Linked DNA regions of Homo sapiens: region 2 is linked to region 1. The links are chromatin loops, found by intact Hi-C in ENCODE. Cell type or tissue: mammary epithelial cell. All regions are shown on one strand. Links, peaks and the distances in the headings refer to the core of each region. The heading gives the core; the rest is flanking DNA. Region 1 overlaps EXOC6 (exocyst complex component 6). Region 2 overlaps EXOC6 (exocyst complex component 6).

Region 1 (14,781 bases), core at 1-8,000:
GGGTATAATGACAAGAAAAAGAAGTCTGTACATGTTCAGTACAGATGCACCACGCATTTTTTCTTCCAAATATTTTTGATCTATGATAGGCTGAATCCAAGATGGGGAACCCAGAGATATGGAATGAAGGCAGGAAGTGTGTGTCTGTTTTCATTCACTGATATATCCCTAGCACCGAGAACAGTGCTTGGCACATAGTAAGCAGTAGATGAGCACTTGTTAAATGAAAAAAGGAAATCACCCCTGTCTTGAAAAAAGTTTATAATCTAGTTGAGGACAGAAAATCTAGATAAGGATAGAAAATACAATAGTCGACCAGGTGCGGTGGCTCACATCTGTAATCCCAGCTCTTTGGGAGGCCAAGGTGGGTGGATCACCTGACGTCAGAAGTTCGAGACCAGCCTGGCCAACATGGTGAAACCCTGTCTCTACCAAAAATACAAAAATTAGCCGGGCGTGGTGGTGTACGCCTATAATCCCAGCTACTCAGGAGGCTGAGGCATGAGAATTGCTTGAACCCGGAAGGCAGAGGTTGCAGTGAGCTGAGATCGCGCCACTGCACTCCAGCCTGGGCAACAGAGTGAAACTCCATCTCAAAAAAATAAATAAATAAAAATAAAAGAAAGAAAATACAATAATCCCAAAATGAATAAACATGCACAAATTAATACTAACTACATGTATAGTAAAGGTATACCAAATAAGAAGAGATCATGTTGGTTAGAAATAGGGTTTCATGGAGGAAAAGCTACATGGTGATATGGAAAAATAGGAATCTAGAAGAAGTATTTATGTGGTGGCTGTTCCAGTTACTATTTTTGAGTTAGTGGCTTAAAATAACAAATATTTTGTTATACTCACAGGTTCTATGGGTCAGGAAACAGTGGAGATGACTTTGTACTACAGCATCTGTGACCTCAGCTGGAAAAGACTTGAAGGCTGGCAATAAGACTCAATAGCTGGGGATTAGAATCATCTGGAGGCTTCCTCACTCATATGTCTGGCACCGGGGATGGGTAGCCTTTCCATGTTGCTTGGCTGCCTCAAAGCCAAGCACTTTAGTGTTTCCTCAAAGCACTAAAGTGGCTAAAGAGTAACTGGGCTTCTTACATGGCAGCACAGGGCTCCAAGCATGTGTGCTCCATGCTTGGAATAAAGGCAATAACACATTGCCTTTTATGTCCTAGCCTCAGAAGTCTAAAGTCTCAAATGATTTTTACTGTACTCTCTTGGTCAAAGCTGTCACAAGTCTGCCCAGATCAAGAGAAGGGGATACAGGTCCCCACTTCTCAATGAGAGAAGTGTCAAGGAATTTGTAGCCATTTAAAAAATCCATTCCTGCTAATAATGAGTAACGAAGAAATGACTCATAAAGAATATGGGTTAATACTTCCACTTACTTAATAGAAAAAAACAAAACGGTTTTGGGAAAATGGGAAGGTGTCTGATTCCCACTATTTCACTTATCTTTACATCTTAAGCAAATTAACTTAATTTCTTATTTATGAAATGAGAATCATCCCCATCTCACAGGGCTGTTTTGAGCATTATACAAGCTTCTATAATTAAAACAAAGTACCTAACAGTAATTGGCACCCAGAAGGGGCTAAAACAAATTAGTTTTCTTATACTTACTTATGTTTTTTTACCTAGTAATGCTCAATAAATGTCTTACTAAAAGAACTGTATGGAGACTATTAATATATCACAATTCCAAGCCTTCCAAATTGCCCAAGTTGGCTTAACTTAGTGTAGTTATTTTTACGTAAGGGAGAAAAAAATGGGTATTAAACATTAACAGAATTTTTTTTATGTAAAACATGGCAGGCACAGTGGTTTATGCCTATAATCCCAGCAGTTTGGGAGGCTGAGGCAGGAGGATCACTTGAGGCCAGGAGTTAAATAACTGCCTGGGCAACATAGTGAGACTCTGTCTCTACCAAAAAATAAAAAGTTTAGCTGGTCATGGTGGCTTGTGCCTATAGTCCTAGCTACTCAGGAGGCTGAGGTGGGAGGATCGCTTGAGCTCAGGAGTTTGAGGCTGCAGTAAGCTACGATTGCACCACTGCACTGCAGCCTGGGTGACAGAGCAAGACCTTGCCTTTAAAAAAAAAAAAAAAAAAAGGTGAAACACTAACCAGTGGAAAGGGGTGTCATATTTAACATGTATAATTCATGGCAGTAACACCTATTTCTCTTTAACTTCATTAACATTAGGGGCAGGTACCTAAGATGGTAAATGCTTATGACCTACAGAACTAAAGATAACACACCTTAATGACATCATTTGTAAGTCAATTTTCTCAAAGCAATATAAAAATATGTATTTACCATTTTGCATTTTGCCCCAGTGTTCATAATCAGTTCCCTCATTCATGTCTCACTACATTTACTGAATCTAAGCAGATGAATATAGTTCACTACACAACTGAAGAGAGGCAGTAATTCCAGAAGGCAGCTGGATAAGAGAACCCTAAACCTCAGAACTATGTACAATCATCTCATAAATACTCAACCTGCTTCCCTTCTATCGCCAGGCAAAGAAAATTGAGAGTCTGATTGCTCCTATCTTTCGCTGCATTTCCTATCTGCACTCAGACCACTATTTATGATTTCTTTTGCTTTTTTGGGATGCCTCTAATATAGGCAGGAAGAGAAGATGCATAACAAGCTTTTAAAAGCCAGATTCAAGAAGCTCCCCTCCTCCAAACTTACAGAGCTAAAGTACTTGGTTAACTTTAGATTGATATAAAACTGGGTATTTTATTAAAACCAAATTTAAATCCAGCTTTAATTCTCTTTTTTAGTTTATAGAATTTTATTAAAATAAAATAAAGATGTTAGTTCACATTTTCCTAGATTTAAAAAAGCAATATGGGACAATTGAAATATTAACCAAAAGTTGAGGGGGTGGTAGAGACCAAATATCTAGAAATTTTTAAGTCACGAGGGAAAAAACACTATTTTTATCTGAAAGAAGAAAATTTTAAATGATGACAAAACCATTCACACCATCACACTAAAAAGCTTCTGCACAGCAAAAGAAACTACCTTCAGAGTGAACAGGCAACCTACAAATGGGAGAAAATTTTTGCAACCTACTCATCTGACAAAGGGCTAATATCCAGAATCTACAATGAACTCAAACAAATTTACAAGAAAAAAACAAACAACCCCATCAAAAAGTGGGCGAAGGATATGACCAGACACTTCTCAAAAGAAGACATTTATGCAGCCAAAAGACACATGAAAAAATGCTCATCATCACTGGCCATCAGAGAAATGCAAATCAAAACCACAATGAGATACCATCTCACACCAGTTAGAATGGCAATCATTAAAAAGTCAGGAAACAACAGGTGCTGGAGAGGATGTGGAGAAACAGGAACACTTTTACACTGTTGGTGGGACTGTAAACTAGTTCAACCATTGTGGAAGTCAGTGTGGCGATTCCGCAGGGATCTAGAACTAGAAATACCATTTGACCCAGCCATCCCATTACTGGGTATATACCCAAAGGACTATAAATCATGCTGCTATAAAGACACATGCACACGTATGTTTACTGCGGCACTATTCACAATAGCAAAGACTTGGAACCAACCCAAATGTCCAACAATGATAGACTGGATTAAGAAAATGTGGCACATATACATCATGGAATACTATGCAGCCATAAAAAATGATGAGTTCATGTCCTTTGTAGGGACATGGATGAAAGTGGAAATCATCATTCTCAGTAAACTATCGCAAGGACCAAAAAACCAAACACTGCATATTCTCACTCATAGATGGGAATTGAACAATGAGAACACATGGACACAGGAAGGGGAACATCACACTCTGGGGACTGATGTGGGGTGGGGGGAGGGGGGAGGGATAGCATTAGGAGATATACCTAATGCTAAATGACGAGTTAATGGGTGCAGCACACCAGCATGGCACATGTATACATATGTAACTAACCTGCACATTGTGCACATGTACCCTAAAAGTATAATAATAATAATAATAATAATAATAATTATAATTACATGCTTTCTAGACCACGTTTAGGGAAAAAGTGGTTCAGAAAACACCACTTTCTAAAAGGAACTAAGCAAAAATAAAAGGGAAAACATAAAAATTTATTTATTGCTTTTTGTTATTGTCACTAGAACTTTGTTGATAAGTCTGTTTTTCTGAGGTGACACCACAAGCAGGTTCCACTTTTCCCATAAAATATCTAAGTTAAAATAACCTTTTCTCAAGATGTTAAAAAACTTTCGGGGAAGGGTACCTAATATTTTTTAAGGTTTATTAATGCTTTCCACGGGCTATAATAGGAAGCAAATAAATCTATGTCAGGGAATCACGGGCTGTACTGTGTCAAAGAAAAATTTCAGACAGCACTCCCGAGCAGGAATATGATTAAAGTCAACAGTTGAAAGGACTTTTCTAAGGACTAAGAATTCTGCTTATTTTATAATCCAGACAAATATAATCATTAGAAAACATATGTGTCTGATCTTTATAGCTGCATGAACTGGCTCACTATATTTTCTTTTTAAAGAAATGGGAGCAAGGATAGAAAGAAAAGATAGAAAAGGCTTTCAATGTAACTTTTCCTGTAGTTATACATAGGAATACACTAAATTATTTGGTAAGACATTCCTAAGAGATGATTACTAATGATTACTAACGATTTAGTAATTGCTAAGGAAATTAGTTAGAACTTCTTCGGGAGTTCTACAGTTGAACCCAGAATATTCTCAATCTTATGACCTTACCAGGAGGTCAAGAGCATTATCAACTCTTGACATTCTAGTCAGCATATCAGCTAACTCTTAAATAAAATGTAAGGATTCAGTTTATAAACAAAGTAATTCTTCCTTTGTTTGTTAAGGAAATAGTGCCCTCTGGAGGCAGAAATGTATCTAGCATAATTTGAGAACTTTTAAAAAAAATTTCAATGTGTAAGAATTAAATATACTATCTGTGGTTCCCAACCATAGGTGTGCAACAGAACCCACCTGAGGAACTTTTTAAAACATATACATGCACAAATTCCACCTAGACCTCCTGGAGCATAAACATGTGTGTTTTGAATAAAAGCTAAGTAGTAATAGCTAAAGATTTTAGTAAACATATACGATTTACTGTCTATTGTCCATTCCCCCTCTTGGAATAATTCCTAAATACATTTTGGAAAATCACCCTGCCCCCATTCACAGCTATCTCATTTGGGTAAGACTGAACTGATACCTAGCTCCAAGGTTGGGTCTTGCTAAGTTTAAGTCAATTACCAGTCCCATCCTCTTACAAAAAAATTATACAGCAGCTGGTGGAGGGAGACAGTTTCTCTTCCTTTAGATGACAGGACATGACGATGTGAGGTTTGGGACTGTGAGCAGGCAGTCATTTTGCTACCAGACTGAGACAGCCTAGAGCTGCTGGGAACTGCTGGGCCACTATAAGTAGTCTGACGATGAGGCCAAAATTGCATAAAGCAGAGTTAAAAGATGGAGAGACTCTGGATCCATGGTGACATCTACTGAGCAGCAGTGCCCTATCTTTGGACATCTCAGTGTCACTGGCCAATAATTTTTCCTTTATTGTTTAAGAAAGTTTGAGTTGCTTTTTCTATCAGTTCCTGTCAATTTTCTGTTAATAACCCTGATTAATACAACTATCTTATAATAGAAACATTTATTCAATATTTAAGAAAAAAGTTACATTTAATTTTGCTCATTTAAAGCAAGGGAAATACATGTATATTTTTATGGGCTTCAAATATGTAGGCAATAGATAAAGTTAGAGCTATCACCATAAAGGTGTCCTCCCTAGTTAACTTCTTCCTGCTCTAATAAACAAAATTCCAATAATCCATTATCTTGACCTAAACATTTCTAATGTTAGTTACACTGCATATAGCATCCAACTCATTATCCAATGTCACTACTAATGCAGAAGGGAAAAAGCAAATAAGACTAACCAATATAATTTATTAATAGTATTTAGTTATAATGAAGGAAAAGGTATAATAAAATGGCCAGAGAAGCCAATAAATTATAATTTTTTAAAAATATATATATAATTTCCATTATTTATTTTAGATGTTAATGTGGCAATCAAAAGAAGTTGTTTTATTCTTTATATTCTTGTTTTATTATTTTCTTTACATTTAGTACTTAAAAATCAACCAAAAAATAAAAGAGGGATTTGTGTGCTAAGCATCTCATTAAATTAGCAAAAAGCACTAATTCACCTGGTTACTTTTCATCAGGTTTTTTCATTATATATTACTGTGATTTTTTTTTTTTTAAAAAAGAGTATTAGGCTTTAGGATATGTATTGTGCCTTATACGCATGCAAATCACAGATTACCATTTGATCAATACTCTGGGTAAAACAAAGCTCAAGATCTGCTCCATAATGAACTAAGAAATCAAAAGTTAAAAGCCATGAAAAGCTTGTAGGAATTACAAGAACTGAAGTATCATAAAGTTCTAGAAATCTCTCTAAAAGATTATCTTGCTGGGTACAGAGGCTCTCGCCTATAATCCCAACACTTTGGGAGGCTGAGGCAGGAGATCACTTAAGCCCAGGAGTTTGACACTAACAGGGGTAATATGGTGAGACCCTATCTCTACAAAAAATAAATTTTAAAAAATCGGCCAGGTAAGATGGTACGCAACTGTAATCCCAGCTACTCGGAAGCCTGAAGTGGGAAGATCACTTGAGCCCAGGAGTTCAAGGCTGCAGTGAGCCATGATCCAAAAAAAAAAAAAAAAATTGCTCTTTATAAAAAGAAATACAGTCATCATGGACTATAAGCCAGAGATTAATAATATCATAGTTCTAAAGTACGCAGGTCACAAATAGTATACTAAATGTTCTATTACAAAGGTAGGTTACTGTAAGAGTTATGTTAATTATACCAAAAACAATTTTCAGAGGGAAATACAAAGTACTTCTTAGAGAGTTAGATAATGCAAGGTGAAGTATTAGGTAAAAAGCTACAGCCCAGATACAGCTGAAGATCGAAATTTAAGTAAAGGAAACTGACACTAACTGCTTCTAGAAGAAATTACATTTTTCCCCAGAATATACATTCAAAACACATGTAAACCAAACATTATTTTAAACCAAAAATAAGCATCCTTATTAACATAAGATGAATAAATATGATTTTATATTCCATCTTCTGGGTCATTATCTGAATGTCTGAATATAACTTCAGCTTTCTGCCTTCTGTGCATGGGTTTATACCAATTCTTCCTTATCCTCATCTCTGCTGATTAAAATCTTACCCATGCTCCAAACTGATACAAATACTTAAATGCCTTCAGGGTCCAGGCAGGTAACAAGAATAAGTATGGCAGGCAGGGTATTTACCGTAGGCAGGATCATTATAGAGTTTAAGTCTCATCTAAAGGTATGCAAATTCGAAACATTTAGAAAAACCACAAAACCAAATCAAACATGTCTACAGGACCAAATTCATCTACTATTACACACTGTTGTTATTTGTTTGTAGTTATCTGCTCTTCTAGATTAAAAGAATCCTAGTGGTCAAGAACCATTCCATATCTTCCCCTCAGCAATTAGCACAGTACCACAGAAATGCACTTTAGGGCCTGACAGCGGCTTACACGTGTAATCCCAGCACTTTGGGAGGCTGAAGCAAGAGGATTGCTTGAGTCCAGGAGTTCGAGACCAGCCTGGGCAATACAGTTAGACCCTGTCTCTACAAAACAATTTTTTTTAAATCAGCCAGGGTAGTAGCATGGGCCTGTAGTCCTAGCTATTTGGGAGGCTGAGGTGGGAGGATTGCTTGAGCCCAGGAAGTTGAGGCTGCAGTAAGCCAGGATCAAGTCACTGCACTCTAACCTGGATGACAGAGTGGGACCCTGTCTCAAAAAAAAACCATATATATATATATTTTTAACATTTTTACATTACATTATATATACATTTTTGCTTAATAAACATCATTTAACATATACCCCCAAGTGAAAAATGACACTCAGTTTAGACAGAACCATCTAAGGAATTACTGCTTTGTTTACAGGACTATCTTTTGGGACACAATCAAAGCCTTACTTTAGACAAGACAGAATATTTCATTTCTTGTTCTTTATCAAAGTAGCCTGTCCTAGAATAACCTAAATCTCTCATAGAGCCACCTGCTAATTACCTCACTTGTAGAGGGAAATATGGGTTCTGAGCTATAATCAATTATCTGGAATAATTCAAAATCCAGTCTTTGGATTATCTGAGATTGTCACAGGTCACTGTAAACTAACTACTCCTCTAATTCTCCGATTACCTAAGTTATCTCCTTTTCCTTTTTAAAAAGTGGCTGCTACATTTTTACCTTTCTAGTTTTCAGGGGCTTTTGTACCTCAAAAGTGTTCACAAATAATGACTAGTGGCTTTGTGGTAGCATCTGCCACTCCTTAAGTGGTTGTTTGTCATCAGGTTTGCAAATCATCTGATATAAATAGCTTTTTAAAGTAGTCCTCAACCATTTATCTCCCTACTCTATTTCTGCTTTCCATGATCTTTATAAGTGGCATTTTCTATAATTAACTGATTACTGATGATATTAAAAAAAAAAAAACAGAAAGCGGAGCACTCTTATCTATGAGGATTGAGGTCTCTACATTTTGTTGATCCTCCTCTTTTGTTTACAGAACTGAAAAAATGTTTTTATTTTTCCTGTTACCTTTTATGTTTTTGGCAAAGTAGCATGTCCCTTATTTACTTTTCTGTTCTATTTACGAAGGGACCTACAATTACTTATTCTATCCCATATATATTTGTTACCCAATCTGCTTTTGCTTTTGGTTGTTTTCTAACTTACCTTTTAGGATTTTATGTCATTCAAATGTATTAAATCAGCTGTAAGCATAAAACTGCTTTATACAGTCCTCTCTAATGGGGGAAGACCAGAAAAGAAGTTGGTGGTAAAGGATGACAAAAGAAATAAATGTCATATACATTGCCTTTTTAAAATGGCAATCAAATTGCATACACAATAAAATGAATTTTACAAAGGAACACTCCATCAATAAAAAAGCATATAAGTAATCAGAAGCTGACATGCAATTAATCAGTCAAGGCGTAATTTTGCAAGTACCTTCACAAAGCAATACATCAGCTTTACATAGATAAAACAACAAAACATTATAATTAAAATGAAAAAATTTTAAACTGCCAATAATACCTCATTAGTTCTAAATGTTTATGCCAGTTCCTGAATTTCTATCTTTACTACTAAAAATTAAATAAATTATATTTTACCCATACCATAACATCTGTCAAAGGTCACGTATCCAGTCAATAACCAGGATGAAAGCAAAAGAAAAGTTTCTAAATAGCCAAAAGTGATACAGTTCACACTAATAAATAAGGTGTAGTAAATTCTATCATGGAATACCATATTGAATTCAAAATAAATAAACTACAGCTACATACAACAACACAAATGAAATACCCCAACTCCTGCTGAGTAAAAGAAGTCAGACACACAAAAAGATGCACTCTGTATGATTTCATTTAAATAGAACCCAGAAAAAGGCAAAACTACTCTGTGCCGTTAAAAGTCAGTACTGAGAGGAAAAAAGATAGTGACAAAGGAGAGGAATGAGGAAGGCTTCTACGGTGCTAGTAATGCTTTATTTCTTGACCTCATAGTTACAAGTGTGTTCGCCTTTTTTTTTTTTTTTTGCAATTTAAATAGACTATTTTTTAGAGTAGTTTTAGGTTAACAGCAAAACTGAACAGAAAGTACAGAGATTTACTACATACCCCACAAATTCCAAAGTCCACAGTGTACACCAGATTCACTCACAGTGTTTTACATTCTATGGGTTTTGATGCATGTATACACAATTACATACTTTTAGAGCAATAGTCTCACTGCCCTAAACATCCTCTGTGCTTCACTTAGTTATCCCTCCACCACTCCCTCACTCCTGGCTACCATTAATTTTTTTATTGCCTCCATAGCTTTCTCTTTTCCAGAATGTCACATAGTTGCAATCATACAATATGTAGACTTTTCAGACTGGCTCCTTTCACTTAATAATATGCATTTAAGTTTCCTCTATATCAATGGCTAGATAGCTCATTTCTTTTTAGTACTTAATAATATTCCATTGTCCAGATATACCAGGGTTTATTTATACATTCACCTACTGAAGGACATCTTGGTTGCTTCCAAGTTTGGGCAATTATGAATAAAGCTGCTATAAACATCCATGTGCAAGTTTTTGGGTGAACCTAAGTTTTCAACTCCTTGGGATAAATACCAAGAAGCACAATTGCTGCATCATATGGTAAGACTGCGTTTCACTTTCTAAGAAGCTGCCAAATGGTCTTCCAAGGAGGCTGTAGCATTTTGCATTCCCACCAGCAATGAGTAAGAGCTTCTGTTGCTCCACATCCCTGTCAGCGTTTGGTGTTGTCATTGTTCTGAATTTTGGCCACTCTAATAGGTGTGTAGTGGTATCTCACTGTTGTTTTAATTTGCATTTCCCTTATGACATATATATGGAACATCTTTTCATATGCTTATCTGGTATCTCTGTATCTTCTTTGCTGAGGTATATGTTAAGGTCTTTGGCCCATTTTAAAATCAATTGTTCATTTTCTTCTCATTGAGTTTTAGGAGTTCTTTGCAATTTCAGACAAGAGTCCTTTATCAGATAAGTCTTTTTCAAATATTTTCTCCCAGTTCTGTGGCTTGTCTTCTCATTCTGTTGACAGGGTCTTTCATAGAACAGAAGTCTAAAATTTTAATGAAGTTCAGTTTATCAATTATTTCTATCATGGATTTTTCCTTTGGGGAACAATCAAGACCAATTAAAAAGTCATTGCCCCACCCAAGGTCATCTAGATTTTCTCCTATGTTATCTTCTAGGGGTTTTATCATTTTGCATTTTACATACAGATCTGTGAAACATTTTGAGTCAGTTTTTGTGAAGGGTGTAAGGTCTGGTCTAGATTCATTTTTTTACATGTGGATGTCCAGTTGATTCAGCACTATTTGTTGAAAAACTATCTTTGCTACATTTTATTACCTTTGCTCCTTTGTCAAAATTCAGTTGACTATATTTATGTGGGTCTATTTCTGGGGTCTTTAATCTGTTCCATTAATCTATTTGTCTGTTGTTTGTCCAATACCACATCTTATTCATTACTACAGCTTTGTTTTGTTTTGTTTTTGAGACGGAGTTTCACTCTACCGCCAGGCTGGAGTGCAGTGGTATGATCTCGGCTCACTGCAACCTCTACCTCCCGGGTTCAAGCGATTCTCCTGCCTCAGCCTCCCGAGTAGCTGGGATTACATGTGCGCACCACCACACCCAGTTAATTTTTGTATTTTTAGTAGAGACAGGGTTTCACCATGTTGGCCAGGATGGTCTTGATCTCCTGACCTCATGATCCGCCCACCTCGCCCTCCCAAAGTGCTGGGATTACAGGCATGAGCCACTGCACCCAGCCTCATTACTACAGCTTTATAGTAAGTCTTGAAGATGGGTAGTATCAGTCCTCCAACTTTGTTCTTCTTCAATACTCTGTTGGTTCTTCTGGGTCTTCTGTCTCCATATAAAGTTAAAGATCACTTTGTCAACATCCATAGAAAAACTTGCTTGGATATTAATGGGGAATACATTAAATCTGTAGATCAAGTTGGGAAGAACTGACATGTACCATGTCCTTGCTCCATAAGAAGAGAATTTCAAGCCCTTAAAGACAATTTACTACTGTCACTTCAGCCACAATCCTAAAAGGCTTTGCTACATAGTCATTAGCAGACAAAAACAAAAAAAAGGCAAGTTAGAAAAAGAATCAGAAGTGCATTTCTTCTAGGCATTTACAGTTGCAATTACTGCCAGGACTCAAAAGACAACTCTTCAGAGTAGCAGGCTGGAAAAGCTCCTTGGAGCCAAGTTAAAGATCCCTGATGCCAAAGAGAAAGAACTGGACTATTTCTCTACCACACAAGTTAGAAAGGGAATGGTATTTCCATTTTTTTTCTTCTATACTGATGCAAATTTTTCCAGTTAGGAGAAGACTTATATTAGCTTTAAGTAGTTCTCTAATTGGGTCTGAGTTACTTTCAAAAAGCTGAGGTACTGCTTGAGGGTAGGAACTACTTATTGAACCTCTTTTATATCACTTACAGAGTTAGCAAACAAGCTAACAAAACAGTCTATATGCTATTTCATAACATAAATACTTATGACACAAGATCAGGTAGCTTGTGTGTGCATATGCAGTTTTTGAAAGGGAAGCAAATGGAGGTATAGGTATCAAGTACTTGTTTCCAGAATCATTAAGCAATCAAATAGAAAGATGTTTTCTAGGGTCACTGAACTGAAAAAAAATCAGGCTAAGAGGCTATATAATCCAATCAAATGTCTACAGCCAAGACTGTACTTCAATCGTTTTTGTGAAAGAGGTAACAGACTATTCACTATGAATGGAAATTCCCCAGTGTCCCTCAGTAATTCACTTTAATATTGATTTAACAATCCTCCCTGTTGAAATGCTTCCCCTTATCACATTTAGAGACAAATTCCTCTTGAAATAGACCAAAAGACAGAACTGAAAAATACTTGACCTTCAAATCTTAAGATGAAAACAGCTCTTGCTCACATATTAGAAAACAGAAAAGCATTTACTGAGTTCTGTGTGAAAACAGAACAAACAAATAAACAACAAAAAACAAAGATGCTTTGCTATTTACAGAGCAGAACTTGATTTCCAAGGAAATACACCAAGGAGTATGCAATGATAGTTATGGCTTCAACTCTGGAATGATGAACCAGAGCTAACATTTCTAAACATTCTTTCCCAACAGGCAGATTTTGAGAAAAGCAGTTCCAAGATCCCCTAATCTAAGAACATTGTGTTCCAGTATCTTTGGTTCTCTGGCTTATGACCGATAAGAATAATTACTTGAAGATCCCTAGAAACACAAGATGCTAAGGCAATTCATGTTTTAATCAGAGGGTACTGGGTAAGCATATTAAAAGTAATGTTAACAGTTAAATATGCCTGCAACTCTAAGCCTGAGAAATCCCTTCTTGACAGGGTATCAGTAACAGATGGATGTAAGGACAGAGAGAACAATAAAGAGAAAGTAGAGGCATTATGTAAAATCTAACATAAAAGCTAACAATCAATTTGTCCTTGGATAAATAAGTAACTAAAAACTTGTGGCATCTCCTCCTATATTATCATACTTATTATACCATATTGTTAAGTGTCTTTTATTATTTTTTTCCTCCTCTGAGCTTCTTGAGGGCAGGGATACATTTTTGTATTCTCAGAGTCTAAACAGAGTGCTCAGAGCCTGACTTACATACAGTGAATGGCTCTGGGCTAAGTATCTTCCTTACTCCTCATAATAATCATATGAGGTAGGTACTGTACTGTTACTCTAATTTTATAGATAAAGAAACCTGGAATCATTTACATTAAAGAACTTGCCCAAGGTCACAGAGCAATCTAACTTCAGAGTATATGAATTTAATCACTGTACTATATTATCTGAATAAATGAATGCCTGCTTTTTTAGGCTTCTAAGTTTTAATAGCTAATTTTATAAGTCTGCTGATTCAGATATCATTCTGCATTTGTGTCTTATGTATTGAAATGACTACATGAGATCAAGAGTCACCAGAGGAGCATAATATTTGGGGGCCAAGCAGGTAATTCTAGGATCCCAGGGTTGTTTGTGGACTTCACACTTGCAACATATGGTTAAATGTTAACACTAAATTAGTTATTTTAAAACACAAGTACATTCATTTTTTACAATGCAAGTTACTACAATAAAATCTTGGGGGTGATTGATAATATAACAAAAGTAGTTAAAGAGAATTCTTTTTAATAGGAAACTTTTAGAAAGAGCTGTAAGGTTAAATTAGCAAGCCCATTTTACAGATAAGTGATCAGTACATGGTTTATCATTAGTTTAATAAAATATTCAATTCAAGGGGATTTATACACACTAGACTAAGCCAGTGTCTCATCTATGACTCCAAATAATAAAATACCTTATGAAATTGTTTAATCTTACATTCTACCTAAAACAACCATTAATTAATCCTCAGTATATTCTGTATATTATTCAAACAGAAATCTTTCCACCCGCAAAAGAGGTAGGACTTCAATGACATGTAATAATATTTATTTTTCTTCAGATCAGAACCAATCAAGGATGGAAAACAAATCTATCCTTTTTTAATTTGTCTTACATTTTAAATTTTCAAAAATAAACACTCATATAGAATTAATTTTTAAACTGTGAAATATTAATTCAGTTAGACCTAGTCAGCACTACTATAAATCATCAAAACATGAACAAAGCATAATACACTGTAGAAAATAAGTATACTTTTCTCCATGTTAATAAGATGTTTACAGTGCCAAAAAGAAACTGACATTTACTTGCTCATTGTTGACAATGAATACCTCTATTCTTAATTTTTAGGAATATAGTAGATCTTGCATATATAAGAACGGTCTTTAATTTCTTAACGTCTGCTTACAGTGACTGAAATGAAAACTTTTGGTCAAATTTTTACATACCTTGAAAGTAGAAAGTCCATAAAGTCTTGTAGTATGAACAGTTTCTTGGGAAATATTTGTAATGTTAGTTATAAAGTCCTCAAGATATTTACAAGCTTGCTCCAGGTGTGTTGTGTTTATGATGATTTGTACCAGCTAGAAAACACAAGATATATCTAGTAAAATACAGGTTACATGTATGTAAAATCA
Region 2 (15,488 bases), core at 2,895-10,894, 63 kb before region 1:
GGCCAGGTTCAAGCAATTCTCATGTCTCAACCTCCCAACTAGTGGGGATTACAAGCATATGCCAATGCACTCGTCTAATTTTTGTATTTTTAGTAGAGACGGGGTTTTGCCATGTTGGCCAAGCTGGTCTAGAGCTCCTGGCCTCAAGTGATCCGCTCACCTCAACCTCCCTAAGTGTTGGGATTACAGGCGTGAGCCACCACGACAGGCCCCAATTTCCTGGTTTCGACAAATACTATAGCTATGTAAAACGTTAGCACTGGGGGAAGTGTACAAGGGACCTCTCTAAACTATATTTGTAACTTTTTGTGAGTGTGCAATTATAGTACTTTTAAGAAATTTTTAAAAACAGTGAGCATAAACAATTTTTGTAATTATCACAGTGTTTGTTTTTGGTTTTTGAAAAATCATTTTACAGGGTAATTTTCCAAACTACAAAACAGCTCTAACGTTTACTCTTAAAATAATCATAAAAATTTGAGTTCAAAGTTCATATCGATAGCTGAAGGCATAAGCACCTATCACCTACATATTTAAGCACATAAACTATAAACTTCCGGAATTATGACACTGGAGCAAAAAGAAGAAAAACGCAAAAGTCATTTAGGTTCAGACTAATCCTTTAAAATCTAAGCTTTCCCAAAAGGGCAGCATACTTTTCTAATATCTGGACCTTAAGGTAAACTTTGTGAGATGTCTGGTCTTGTTATATTCAGAAGTAAACCCAAATGTATCTTCCTTTAATTCTTTGGCACTTCAAATGAATTTAGGATTGTCTGAGGAAAAAATGCTTGCTGGAGGAGCTGTGTGAACAAGCTTGTTGTCCTGCTACTATATCTAGTCAAGCATTCAGATACTACAACTTTGGCAAATCCCATTAATACTTTAAGAAGTCAACGACTTTAAAACTTCTAAAGAAAGTTCCTGTGAAGTAGTCACAGGGGCAAGTTTAAGCAGGCAGGGTGTGTATACAATATAGTAACAAAATAATGCAAACAAAAGAAGATTTGTTTAATTATAGTGGAAATAATTGTTATTTAAAAGTGCCTTCTTCCTCATCATAAAAGAATAAACTGGACCAGTGGCAAAAGAATTGTATGTTGTGATGCCTTAAGATTAGAAACAGAAGACAGAAATTTCAAAGTAAAGTCCTGGCAGACGTCCAGTCTCTATGGCAAGAATTCTGGCCAAACAATTCCTTCATAAGATTCAAAGCTTGTTCATGTCCCTTTAGACAGAACTCAAAGTTGTTCATTTTGAGTCAAATACAAGTGTATGTTTATCAGGGTTTTCCTATCTTTCTATGGTGATGTACATGGGAACTTCTTTCCTAAACCTTATAATCATTTGGGGGTATGGTAGAGAGAGATTATCAGGCCATGTATAAAAGGATAAAAGAAAATGGGTGAGGGGCTAAGAACAAGGAGGTGGGTGCCCAGGGTACTTCCCTTTTCAAGCAAGACTGGTGGAAGAAACTGTCAGCTTTTAATAGTTCACCTATGATATGAACCTGGCATAGCGATGCCACTGCCCTGTTGAAGTGTTAAAAACCAATAGATGGTAGCTGCTGACTCAATCAACTGATAACCTCTTTACTGCAAGCTTCACATAATTCCTAACTTTAGCAATCAAGATTAAGCATGCCAGGTAAAAGCTCTCTCCCAGAAGTAAACTCTACAACATTTTCCCTCACAGATTTCATTAAACCATTGTTAATATATATAGTTGAAATAGTTCAGGAAACAGTTTCCAAAGTCATGCAGTAGTTATTAAGAAGTGCAGGACTCCATCCTGTCTCTGATTTCCTACACAATAGTGTTCTTGTCAACAAGTCATTCAGATACTTTGGTGGCTTTCTTTTTACACTCCTAACTTTTTATCCTTTAGCTGTCTTTCAGAATCCAATAGTCTTTGTCTTCAACTTTATCTCATTACTGCCAACTAACTTATCTCTCCAATAGTCTGGCTCTTATTTAATTTCTACCACTCACTTCTTTTTCCCCAGTGCCTGGCACTCAATCATTTTTATTGAAGAAATAAATGACAAATAAACAAGCAAATAAATCAAAATCTACCCACACCTAATGCTTTTTACTGCGAACAGTTTTAGGAGTCCACTAACAAACGCTTAATTTATTTACATATTGCATTGTTCCAAACGGGTTTTAAGGCAATTTACAAAAACATATGCAAGACAAATTTAACTTAGTTAACTGAGAAAAGCCAGGGCCACGAGAAAATGAGAGTAGGAAAGATGAGGAGGTTAGTACACAAAATACATGTGATGCTATGCTATATTCCTGAGTTTTTCTGTCTCCAAAATACAGAATAAACTACCATTAATTGTACAACTCACAGTTCTCTTGAAATAAAAACAAACCAGTTGCTCAGGGTAAATTCAACTATCTGTAATACTGAAAGCAGAAATCTCTGAGTCTGCTGGGAGCTACTATGACCTACTATGAAATACAGTGAACCCAATCATCAGTAGTTACTACAGCAATTCTATCATCTGTAGTCTAGACTACCAAAACAATCATCTAATTGCTCTTCCTGATTCTAATTTTGTCCCTTTTAAATCTATTCTCCTTAAAACAGCCAGAATAAACTCTCAAAATACAAATCAGAGTATGACACTAACCTGCTTGAAACCCTTGAATGATTTCCCATCATACCTATGATCCAAACTCCTTAACAAAACCCTCAAGGCCTTACATGATTTGGCTCTGATAATCCTCCTAATTTCATTTGCCCCTCTTCCTCTTGCACACTACATTATAGCCATACTATTACCCTTTCTCTTTCCTAACAGCACCTTAGGACTTTGCTCTTGCTCTTCCCTCTGCCAGGAATGCTATTTCCCTATATTTCCCAATTTCACTCAGTTATGTGCTCAAATGCCACCGCCTTAAAGAGGGTTTCCCTGATCACCAAATCTGAAGTGGCCCACCTCACCTCCAGTCACTATCACATTAACCTGTTTTATTTTTCTCATACCATCTAAAAGCTATTTGAAATTCCATCTAAAACTATTTAAATTAGCACTCTTTGTTGTGGATCTCCCTCCAACAAAGGGGGACTGTGAGAGGAGGGATCCTGCCTATCTTGTTCACCACTGTCTTCTGCACTTAAAACAGTGCCCAAAGCAGGTGCTCAAACATTTGTCGAGTAAATGAAGAAACATCTGAAAATACGGCAGCTCTTGGTGATCTGGCTTAATCTGGACAGCTTTCAGTTTTGCTGGAGTAGTGGTGTGTAGCTATCTATTTTTAGGTCACATATGCTGCCTTTGAGATGAAAACATTAGACTTTCTTCTCAGAAAAATGCACATACAAAATTCTGCTTGAACCTCCTAAAACCAACCCATGGTTCTCAAGTTGGAACCCCTGACGTAAAGGCATGTAATGACCTTTGTGCAATGCAATCTACGTTGTTGTTTGCTGTTGTTTTTGTGACCCTCGCTCTGTTGCCCAGGATGGAGTGCAGTGGTGCAATCATAGCTCACTGCAGCCTTGACTCCCAGGCTCAAGCAATCCTCCTGACTCAGCCTCCTGACTAGCTGGGACTACAGGTGTGCACCACAATACCTGGCTGATTTTTTGCCTCAGCCTCCCAAACTGCTGGAATTACAGGCATGAGCCACCACACCCAGTCTGCAATCTATGTTACAACAAATTCCTGTCTGTGGAGACGAAGGCTAAGGGGGGAAAAAATCAATAGAAAACTACAAATTATTCATAACAGATTTCCCTATAAAGTGGTAGAACATAAGAGTGGTCAAATGTGTAATGCCTATGGCTAATGGTTGCTTAGTCCTCTTGCAGTGTATTATATTGAGAAGCCCAGACTTAACAATTTATCGTGAAAGAAATGGCATATATCTTCATGATATGTGCATTTGTCTTATTAGAAAACAAATCTATGAAGTGAGGGGTAGTATTATGGGGTGCCTCTTTTAAAAATGGCATGGGGGCGGGCACGGTGGCTCATGCCTATAATCCCAGCACTTTGGTAGGCAGAGGCGGGCAGATCACCTGAGGTCAGCAGTTCAAGACCAGCCTGACCAACATGGTGACACCCCCTCTGTACTAAAAATACAAAAATTAGCTGGGTGCGGTAGCATGTGCCTGTAATCCCAGCTGCTCGGGAGGCTGAGGCAGGAAAATCGCTTGAACCTGGGAGGCGGAGGTTGCAGTGAGCTGAGATTGCGCCACTGCACTCCAGCCTGGGTGACAGAGCGAAGACTCTGCTCAAAAAAAAAAAAAAAAAAAAGAAAGAAAGAAAAAAGAAAAGAAAGAAAACGCATGGACTACACTCTTGTCTAATTAAATGAGAACATATTAGATCAGAACACAGATAAGAACAAGTCAAGCTGTAAGAGTTGATAAGTTAAAAACCAACTAAAAAATGAAAAAGAATGGGCTTTACCTTCAGAAATAATTCCTGAACTCCTGGAGGCAGAGAATCTTCCCTGGTTTCAATTAATAAAAAGATTCATGTGCAGGGTAACAAAATGACTTTTTTTTTAAAGTATTCTTTAAAAAATGATGTTGCATCAAAGAAGTGATGACAGGAAAAAGAACATATCTAGGTGTAAATTTCCCCTCTTACCTGGCAGGGAGGGCTTGGTGTCAGGTAAAGAGATCAACTGAACAAAGTAGCTTTTGTTCCTCTACCTCCTTCTCTTTCTGCATCTGTAGGTGCTCACAGCTAAATTAACGTGAAAAGTAAACCATCTGGGCCAAAAATATCTGTAAGTTCTAAAGGACTTACAGCATTTTTTCATCCTATTTTTAGTACACTAAATAGTAATACTGTTTTCTTCCTGGAAGTTTGGCTTTAAGGTTCTTATTTTGGCAAAAATTAGATTGTTTGCCTTAAGGGGAGGTGTATCTTGAAAAATGTCACTTTAACTGTATTTCTTTTTTGTTAATAATACTATGAGACACTCTACAACAAACAGAAAAACACAGAACCTATCTTGATCATTTTACTAAAACATCTACCCTTCAAATTGTTCCCATCTCATTTATAATTTATGAAGTATATTAGTAAGAGAAAAAAGTAAAAACATATTCTTTATTTTTCTCCATACTTGGAGACTGCATACTTTCTCTGCATACTTGCAGACTGTGGCTCAATAACAACAGCCTTGATGAGTCACTAAGGAATCCAACAACTGTTAGGATTTGAACTCTACATGAGCTGGTATTTTAATTTCTCAATTAAATCTTCTCATTCTTCACAAGGAATCCTGTGTTACTGTTCATGCTTCTTAAAAACAAGTTATTCTGTATGACTGACTGGTTTACTGCATCTAAGCAGCATTAATTCTCTAGTAATTATCAAACTTCATAAAATTATCTGAATGCTTTTTTTAGAAGTTCAAATTATTTTTGAAAATTTACCATTTTTTTGGCTGGGCGCAGTGGCTCACGCCTATAATCCTAGCACTTTGGGAGGTCGAGGCAGGCAGATTGCCTGAGCTCAGGTGGGCAGACTGCTTGAGCTCAGGAGTCTGCGACTAGCCTGGGCAACATGGCAAAACCCCGTCTCTACTAAACAGAAAAAACTAGGCTAGTCGCGGTGGCTCAGGCCTGTAATCTCAGCACTTTGGGAGGTCGAGGCAGGCAGATCACCTGTGGTTGGGAGTTCGAAACCAGCCTGACCAACATGGAGGAACCCTGTCTCTCCTAATAATACAAAATTAGCCGGGCGTGGTGGCACATGCCTGTAATCCCAGCTACTCAGGGGGCTGAGGCAGGAGAATCACTTGAACCTGGGAGGCAGAGGTTGCAGTGAGCCGAGATCGCGCCATTGCGCTCCAGCCTGGGCAACAAGAGCGAAACTCCATCTCAAAAAAAAAAAAAAGAAAAAAGAAAAACACTATGAGATCCATTTATTTTCAATAAATGATGCTAGGTCAATTGAATAACCATACAGAACAAAATGAATCTGGAACTTTACATCCCAAACTATGCATAAAAATCAACTTTGGATGGATTATAAACTTAAATATGAGTGGTAAAACAATAAAATTACAGAAGAAAACAAAGGAAAATATCTTTGTGATTTCAGGGGTAGGGCAAAGATTTCTTAAACAGGACATTAAAAGAATCATAAAAAATAATAAACTGGATTTCATTACTATTATGAACTTCTCCTCATCAAAAGACACTATTAAGAGTGAACAGACAAGCAACAGAGTAGAAGACATTTACAACAATACATAGACCTGATAAAGAACTCCCATTCAGAATATACAAAGAAATTCTATATATCAGTCAGACATAGACAACCCAATAGAGAAAAATGGCCTCAAATCTCGGCAGGTTATTCACAAAAGAGAACATTCAAATGGCAAATACATGGATGAAAAAAATTCAATTTTATAAGTCATCAAGAAATAAACAGGCATACTTCGGAGATACTATATGTCTGGTTCCAGACAACCTCAATAAAATGATTATCACAATAAAGTGAGTGACACAAATTTTTAGGTTACCCAGTGTAAATGAAAGTTATGTTTACACTATAGTCTATTAAGTGTGCAATAGCATGTCTGAAAAAACAACGTACACACCCTAATTAAATGTACTTTACTACAAAAAAAATGCTAATGATCATTTGAGCCTTCAGCCAGTAGCAATGTTTTTGCTGGTGGAGACTCTTGCCTCAGTGTGGATGGCTGCTGACTCATTCGGGTGGTGATTGCTGAAGGCTGAGGTGGCTATGCCAATATCTTAAAAAAAGACAACAATGAAATTTACTGCATCAATTGACTCTTCCTTTCACAAAAGGTATCTCTGAAGCATGGATACTGTTTGGCAGCATTTTACCCAGAGTAGAACATCTTTCAAAATTGGAGTCAATCCTTTCAAATTCTGCCACTTCTTTATCAACTAAGTTTATGTAATATTCTAAATTCTTTTTTTTTTTTTTTTTTTTGAGATGGAGTTTCACTCTTGTTGCCCAGGCTGGAGTGCAATGGCACGATCTCAGCTCACCGCAACCTCCGCCTCCCAGGTTCAAGCGATTCTCCTGCCTCAGTCTCCCAAGTAGCTAGGATTACAGGCATATGCCACCACGTCCAACTAATTCTGTATTTTTAGTAGAGACAGGGTTTCTCCATGTTGGTCAGGCTGGTCCTGATCTCCCGACCTCAGGTGATCCACCTGCCTCGGCCTCCCAAAGTGCTGGGATTACAGGCCTGAGCCACCGCATCCAGCATATTCTAATTTCCTTGTGAACAGCCTCTTCACCAGGGGTAGATTCCATCTCAAAAAAACACTTTCCCTGCTTATCCGTTAGAAGTAATACCTCATCCATTCAAATTTTATCATGAGATTTTAGCAACTCAATCACATTTTCAGGCTCCAGTTCTAGTTTCCTTGCTATTTCCACGGCTTCTGCAGTTAGTTCCTCCACTGAAGTCTTGAACCCCTCAAAATCATCCATGAGGAATGGAAACTTTTTTCTTTTTTTTGAAACAGGGTCTTGCTCTGTTGCCCAGGCTGGAGTGGAGTGGCACGATCATGGCTCACTGAAGTCTCGACCTCCAGGGCTCAGGCGATCCTCCCACCTAGCCTCCAGAGTAGCTGGGATTACAGGCAAGCACCACCATGCTTGGCTAGTTTTAAAAAAAATAACATATGACAGCGTCTCCTTATGTTGTCCAGGTTGGTCTCAAACTCCCAGCCTCAAGCAGTCCTCCCACCTCGGCCTCCCAAAGTGTCGGGATTACAGGGGTGAGCCACGACCAATCACAAATGTCTTTAATGGCATTTAGAATGGAGAATCCTTTCCAGAAGGCTCTCAGTTGACTTTGCCCAGACCCATCAGAGGAACTATTCTATGGTAGCTGTAGCCTTTCAAAATGTATTTTTAAATAATAAGACTTGAAAGTTGAAATCATTCCTTGATCCATGGGCTGCAGAATGAATGCTGTGTTAGCAGGCATGAAAACATTTATTTCCTTGTACATATCCATCAGAGTTCTTGAGTGATGAAGTCCATTGTTAATAAGCAGTAATATTTTGAAAGGATTCTTTTCTTCTGAGCAGGAGGTCTCAACAGTGCACTTAAAATATTCAACAAACCATGCTATAAATAGATGTGCTGTCACCCAGGCTTTGTTGTTCCATTTATAGAGCACAGGCAGATGTAACAATTCTTAAGGGCCCTTGGGTTTTTGGAATGGTCATTGAATACTGGCTTCAACTTAAAGTCACCAGATGCATTAGTCCCTAACAAGACAGTCTGAATGTCCTTTGAAACTTTAAAACCAAGTATTGCCTTCTCTTCTCTAGTTATGAAAGTCATAGTTGATACCTTTTTCCAATAGAAGGTTGTTTGATCTACACTGAAAATCTCTTGCTTAGTGTAGCCACTTCATCAATTATCTTAGTTAGATCTTCTGGATAAATTACTTGCTGTAGCCTCTCCATTAGCACTTGCTGCTTCATCTTGCACGTTTATGTTATGGAGATGGCTTCTTTCCTTAAACCTCATGAACCAACCTCAGCTACCTTCAAACTTTTCATCTGCAGCTTCCTCACTTCTCTCAGCCTTCATAGAATTGAACAGAGTTAGGCCCTCCTTGCTCTGGATTATACTTTGGCTCAAGGGAATGCTGTGGCTGGTTTCATTTTTATCCAGAACACTCGGACTTTCTCCATATCAGCAATGAGGCTATTTTGCTCTCATATCAATCTTGTGTTCACTGGAGTAGCACTTTTAATTTCCTTCAATAATTATTTCTTTGTATTCACACCTTGGCTGTTTGGTGCAAGAGGCCTTGCTTTTGGTCTATCAGCTTTCGACATGCCTTCCTCATTAAGTTAATCATTTCTAGCTTTTGTGAGAGACATGTGGCTCTTCCATTCACTTGAACACTTAGAGGCCACTGTAGGATTATTAATTAGCCTAATTTCAATATTGTTACCTCTTAGGGAATAGGGAGGCTCCAGGAGAGGAAGAGACGGGAACAGCTGGTTGGTAGAGCAGTCAGAACACACAGGTTTATTGATTAAGTTCATCATCTTATATGGGTGTGGTTCATGCACCCCAAAACAATTACAATGGTAACATCAAAGACCACTGATCACAGATCAAAAACAGACATAGTAATAATGAAAAAGTTTGAAATACTGTGAGAATTACAAAATGTGACCAAGGATACTAAGTGACCATATGCTGTTAGAAAAACGGTACTGAAAGACTTCCAGGATGCAGCAGTATCACAAACCTTAGATTTGTAAAAATCACATTATCTGTGAATTGCAACAAAGCAAAGCACAGTAAAGCAAGGTATGCCTGTATATTAAAACCACAGTGTAAAACTACCACACAGCCACTGGAATGGCTAAAAAAGAAGAGACAGACAATACCAGGTGATAACAGGGATGCAGAACAGCTAGAACTTCTCTACACTGATGGCTGAAGTATAAACTAGCACAAATGCTTCACAGTATCTATTAAAACTGATCATGTGTATACACTCCCTGACTCAGCAATTCCACTCCTAGGTAAACACTCAAACGGAAATGTGTGCATATGTTTACCAAAAGACATGTAAAAGAATGATCATGTTAGTACTACTGTAACAGCAAAACTGGAATCACTTCATATGTCTACCAAGAGCAGAACATATACATAAATTATGGTATATTTGTACAAGGGTAAACTACACAACGAAGGGAGTGAATGAACCACAGCTATACGTAACAACATGGATAAATTTCAAAGACAATGAGCAAAAGAAAGCAGAACCAAAAGTTATCCTGCATGATTTGGTGTATACAAAGTTAAAACTTAGGCTACTTTTATCTTTGGTGTTAAAAGTCATGATAGTGGTTATCCTTGAAAGGGAGGAGAAGAATGACTAGAAAGAGGCACAGTGTGGGGTGGGGGCTCTCTTTTGAGGTACTGGTCAAGTTCTCTTTCTTGATCTATGTGTTCTATAGATGTAGTCACCTGGTGAAAAATCAGCAGCAGTATACATATGATTTGCCCGAATGCATAATGTACTTTAATAAAACATTTATTTGAAAGTGCTATGAGATCCACATATATTTTGCACATTTAAAATTCCCTTTCAAATTCTCTACATATCATTCAAAGGAATGACCACTCCTCTTTTCTCTAGTTTGCCCAAAATTAAAATACTTGAAATAAATTAAATACTTGAAAACAAGACCTAATCCTGAATGGGTTAAGTAAATTATTATTGTGGCATAGGATTATATTTGGAAGAAGAAAATAGTACACTTGACTCATATATCTAGGCCAATAAAAACCTATTTTATATTCCTCTGCAAAGCTACACTTCTAAGCTTTAAATTAAATGTCCCAAAATTTAAAAATGGCTTCTCATATGACAAGGTATCTCATCCCTCACTAGCCTTGTAACTCTCTTTTTAGGTGCTCTCCAATTTGTGAGTGTCTATGTCATCATGCAATACACAGGCATAGTCTTAACAGCCCCAAAGCACAGTGGTCTAATCCAAATACCACAATTTCATGAATGCAGTCTAGGAATTACCATCACACAATTTGTTCATGGAGGTTAACTAAAACTACCAGATCTTTTTCGCATTGTAAGTCAGATTTCCTAAAACCTGAAATTTAAAAAAAATTATTTTTAAAAAAGTTAAACATAGACTTAATATTTTTCTTACTAAATTTAACTTTGTTGGCTTCAGCTCATCACTCAAGCCTACTCAGAATACTTTGATTCTGTCTCCTGTCATCTTGGGTAACTCTCCTGGCTTCATATAATCTACACATACAATTTGTATTTTTTCTATGTCTTAACTCAAATTATTATTTTAAAAATATGTTGATCCCTGCGGTCGGGCTTTCCAGGAAAAAAAGAGAAAAGAAAACTGTTGATCCCAAACTGTCAAAGAAAGACATTTAGAGGGCACTGCCAGCATCTTCCTTAAAGCATTTGCCAAAGGATGTTTCATGTAATAAACCCTAAAATAAGTGAGGGAGGTGCCCTGTAATGAGTTTGGGAATGCTGGGTTACTGCAGAATTCCTATCTTTAAAATTCTAATAAAAGGCCAGGCACGGTGGCTTACACCTGTAATCCCAGGACTTTGGGAGGCCTAGCTGGGTGGATCACCTGAGGTCAGGAGTTCGCAACCAGCCTGGCCAACATGGTGGAACACTGTCTTAGCCAGGCCAGGTGTGGTGGTGTGCACCTGTAATCCCAGCTACTCGGGAGGCTGAGGTAGGAAAATCGCTCGAACCCCGGAGGCAGAGGTTGCAGTGAGCCAAGACTGTGCCACTGTACTGCAGCCTGGGCAACAGAGTGAAACCGTGTCTCCAAAAAATTAAAATAAAATAAAATTCTAATAAAAATGGTCTCTAAGAGGGGTTAAAATATAAAGTGCTTCCCAAACTTACCTGACTTGGAAACCTTTTCTCATCTTGAGAAATCAGTGTTCCTGGAAAGACCCTTTGGGAAATGAAGCTCTAGGGTGGTAACAATACATCAGCCAGCATTCTTTGGGCAAAGGATTGTTTCATTAGCTTGAAACCCACCTTACTGCTTTATCATTTGACCTACCTAAACTTCTCCATATTTTCTAAAAGATTATCAAGATACGATCAAATGAAATAATGATATCTTGCCAGTGTAAGTAACTTCTCACAAAATGCAACAGGATCAGTTAAAGAGGATTTAGTATAGTATTAGTGAAGCAATGGATGCTCAATCTACTGTGGAAATTATATGCCGTTAGAAGCTATGAAAGTGAGAGACACCTTCTTTAAAGTTTTCCATCAAAATGGCTATATTTAAAAAGCTTTGGCGATTAAAAAATAATCTTTGGTCACCTGGAAAATTCAGTTATATGTGACACCTCATTTCCCAGTGATATTTAGTGAAATATCTCTATGTATTAAGAATGAGTTATTAAAAAAATAAGTTATAAAAAATTATCACTGAATACTGCATATTATACAAAGAATCTTAATATAGTTTAAATTTTTTTAAGTTTTCATATATTGCCAAAAGAATTTCACATATGCATCTGAAATCCACTTGAAATATTATATTTAACAAAACATATGGTCTTTGTAAATGAAAACAGACACAAATAAGTATATCAAGTCCATCATTTAGCAACTTAATTTCAGAATAGGGGGTAACAGGATGATAGGCTTTACTTGTAAAAAAAATTTACACGAACAAATCATATTCACAAAGCACATTTAAATTGATGGAGGCAGCATATTCACATAATGTGGCACCAGTACCGCTAATCCTCCACATTGTCTACTAGAGCAGTAGGACTTAAGATGTTGTTGAGATAACTGGCTTCCATTAGCAAGTATGTGATTGGCAGGATGATAAAGTCTTTTCAATCACAGGTCAGCTATTTCCTTTTCCTTAGAAGAGGGCAATCCCGATGATCTATCTTTTAGCTAGTCTCTCATAGAGTCCCAATTCTCTTGCCTTCAGCTTTGATATGGTTCTAACTTTCCTCTTGTATCAGCTCATACTTGTCATCAACTCCTCTATTCAGAACAGCAAATATCAGGAGTTTGACCTCAGGGCAAAGTCCGGGTGGGCAGGTAAAATCTGACCACTGGACCTACTTCCTAATCTTTCATAGCAACTCATGAAGCAGTATCAAATTCAAACTAAAAAAAAACAGAAGCATGACCCCTTATAAGTACTATGAAAAGGGCTCTTTTGCCTTTCTAAGTATGCTTGAAAAGAACTGTCAACCACCCTATTAAGACAGAAATGGATCACAGACTGAAAAAAAAAAAAAAAAGAAGGAAAAGTGAAGAACCCCAACTGAAATGTAAATAAAGGTGTTAGCAACCCCTTTATATTTGGTGGTATACTACTTCATATAAAAGTGTTAAAGCAATATGCTATGAAATAGCTTTATGAAGTAAGGAACATAAAAGCCCTATTGAAACTTTAAAGCATCCTTATTTAAATAATCACTAACATCTGATTAAAAAAAAAACTTTTATCACCTCATGTGAGACTTCACTTTTCAAGACCAGTTTTATTTTTATTTTTTGCCAATTCCCCATACTTGGCATTTCACCACTTAACTATTTGTAAACTAATTTTAAAAACAAATATAAGCAAAAAAACAAATATAGGTGAAAAATATCTATCTTTTTCAATTTATTAAGTCCAAGCTGCTAAAATAATAAAATTCAAGCCATGCCACAGTGATCTAGCAGCTAAGGAATTAGTTGCATATTCTTATTTTGGAATACAGAAGTCCAAGAAGAGTATGATTACATTTTGACAATAATAATCAGAAAAAAGTATTTTAAGCCCCTTTTAAAACTAGAAAAATTAAAATGTAATAAAATAACTCACCCAAAATTTTCTATCCACTGATCCCTTCCACTGCATATTTACTACATTCTCAAAAATTGTTTTATATTTAGTTATTTCTACATAAATCTTGTATTCTAACAATTCTACACACATCATCATAGATTTCACAATTCTACATGTTTCATAATAGATTTTTAAAATTAACTTAGAAGTCTCTTAGATTACATTGATGAGGAAAAGTCAACCAGGACTTAATGCCCTCTAAGTGCACATACTTGAAAAGTAAATTCAACAAAAATGACTTGAGATGTTTATTAATATTTATAAGTATGTCTTAGTAACGATTCCCTAGTGAGCTATATACTTGTAAAGAGGCCTTCTATGCTGTCAAATGATGATTCTCTTTGAAGGAAGGAAGTACGTGGGGTCAGTGTTTTAATCTCCATTAAACCAACCATCTATCTATCCGGAAAAATCAAAGAACAGAATCCTTATGAACAGTTTCATAAACTATGTGGTCCTACTCACAATCCTACAATGAGATTATAAACTAGTTAACATCACATAAACGAATTACCACCATAAAAATTCATATACAACTGAGAAAATATCACATGAGAAATTTCAAACTTTCTATAAACAGATTATTCATATACAATGAGAATTATTCTCAAATCATCTCCTCTTAAAGCTGTCCTTTGGATTGGAGAATATGTTTACGTCCTTGCAACTTACACCAGTAGGAAACTTACCCCACTAAGTGACCTTAAACTAACTGGGAAATGAATATACAATCAATCCTGTTTTCAACTTGCTAAAGAATCCTGTTTTCAATAGTACATCACCTTGTTCAGGGAAATAGCACTGCAACAGAGGGAACTCCTTCTAAAGGAAATGGATCTACTGTCAACAGAAAGAATCTCTTCTGGTAAACCGGAATGAAGTTGAGAGTTGTAGGGATAAAGCGAAAACTCCCTCACCCTTGGAAGTTTAACTGAAACATCAACTAACAAAAGGCAAATTAATAGGAGAAATGCCATATACATTTATTAGCATGCATGAGAGAGAATCGCAGAGTGATTTTTCCACTATGCAATGGGGTATAGATGGTTACATGTTTTTGTTTGGTTTGTTTTGTTTTGTTTTAGAGGTAGGGTCTTGCTATGTTGCCCAGACTGGTCTTGACACCCGGCTTCAAGTGATCCTCCTACCTCAGCCTCCCAAGTGCTGGGATTACAGGTGTGAGCCACCATGCCTGACCCTGTATCTTTTTTCTTATGGGAAAGGGAGATGGGGAAAGTGTGGATGATTTTAGGAGGGTAGTGAATGATTTCTAGGGGAACTTAATGGGAATGAAGAACATACAATGGTCTGGGACAAAGTCTGTTGAGCCTATGTGACAAAAGTCTGCCCAGGTGTGTTGACAGACTTCAGTCTTTCTTCTTGCATGAGTTTAGCTAATACAAGGGAAGGAACCAGAGGTAACCGTTTTCTTCCTTGACAGGTCCAAACTTCAAGCAGATGAGGGAATTTTAGAGAACAACTTTATCCTGTACTTTGGGAGAGACAAAGTATTGAGAGATGGTGGGGCAGTGGGCGGGGGTGGGAAAGAGGCCAGAGAGACCTCAGTGCTGCTTCTTCCGTTCAGCATGTCAAAGCACTGTATTTTAGAGTACTGGTTTCTGAGCCCCAACATTTCCCTGTCTAAAACTTCCCTAGAAGTTTCACATATTAAAAGCTGAGTTAGTGGCTGTGAAAAGACAAATCAAGTTAGTAACTCAATGGCAAAAGATCTCATCAAATCAGTCTCTTATTTTGGGGAATAGGCCAGTCCAATTAAACAGCTGTGTCTTATTTTAGAAGACAGCATTGCAGATGGGCCCTCGAAGCTAGGCCTCTATATGTAAGGTAGGCAAACATATTTTTAATAAGAGGCATCTCTACAGAAACAGAAGAAAAACAATGGTCCATGTCTGGAGTAGTCTATAAGCTAATTATTGGAGTCTCTGAAGCATCTTCAGGTTGCAGTGGCAATCTGACACATTTATTATTATTATTATTATTATGGTTTGAATCAGGTATTCAAGCAAACTTTTTGCACAGTCCATATATCTGTAGGCATAAAGGCTGTTAATATGTAAGTTGCTCTGGTGATTTTTGTTGAA

Evidence for each region. Peaks named below come from ENCODE experiments on the same cell type or tissue, not always from the same donor. Only the 100,000 strongest peaks of a DNase experiment are listed, where the experiment ranks them.
Region 2: a loop joins it to region 1, with 2.3 times the contacts of the local background. A loop is called at or near these places in 9 of 110 quality-filtered maps.

The regions. Positions count from the first base shown.
Region 1 is chr10:92,955,526-92,970,306 of GRCh38, reverse strand. It overlaps EXOC6 (exocyst complex component 6), which reads right to left. Exons shown (of 22, transcript NM_019053.6): 17 at 14,593-14,727. Among named protein-coding and RNA genes, the nearest start is that of CYP26C1, 98 kb to the left of the region's middle. In mammary epithelial cell, for the core only: a CTCF peak has its summit at 4,899 (motif pointing left); no DNase peak of the experiment used is centred there; H3K27ac peaks cover 872 bases.
Region 2 is chr10:93,020,296-93,035,783 of GRCh38, reverse strand. All of the region lies in intron 20 of EXOC6 (exocyst complex component 6), which reads right to left. Among named protein-coding and RNA genes, the nearest start is that of CYP26C1, 33 kb to the left of the region's middle. In mammary epithelial cell, for the core only: no CTCF peak of the experiment used is centred there; a DNase peak (open chromatin) is centred at 6,693; H3K27ac peaks cover 389 bases.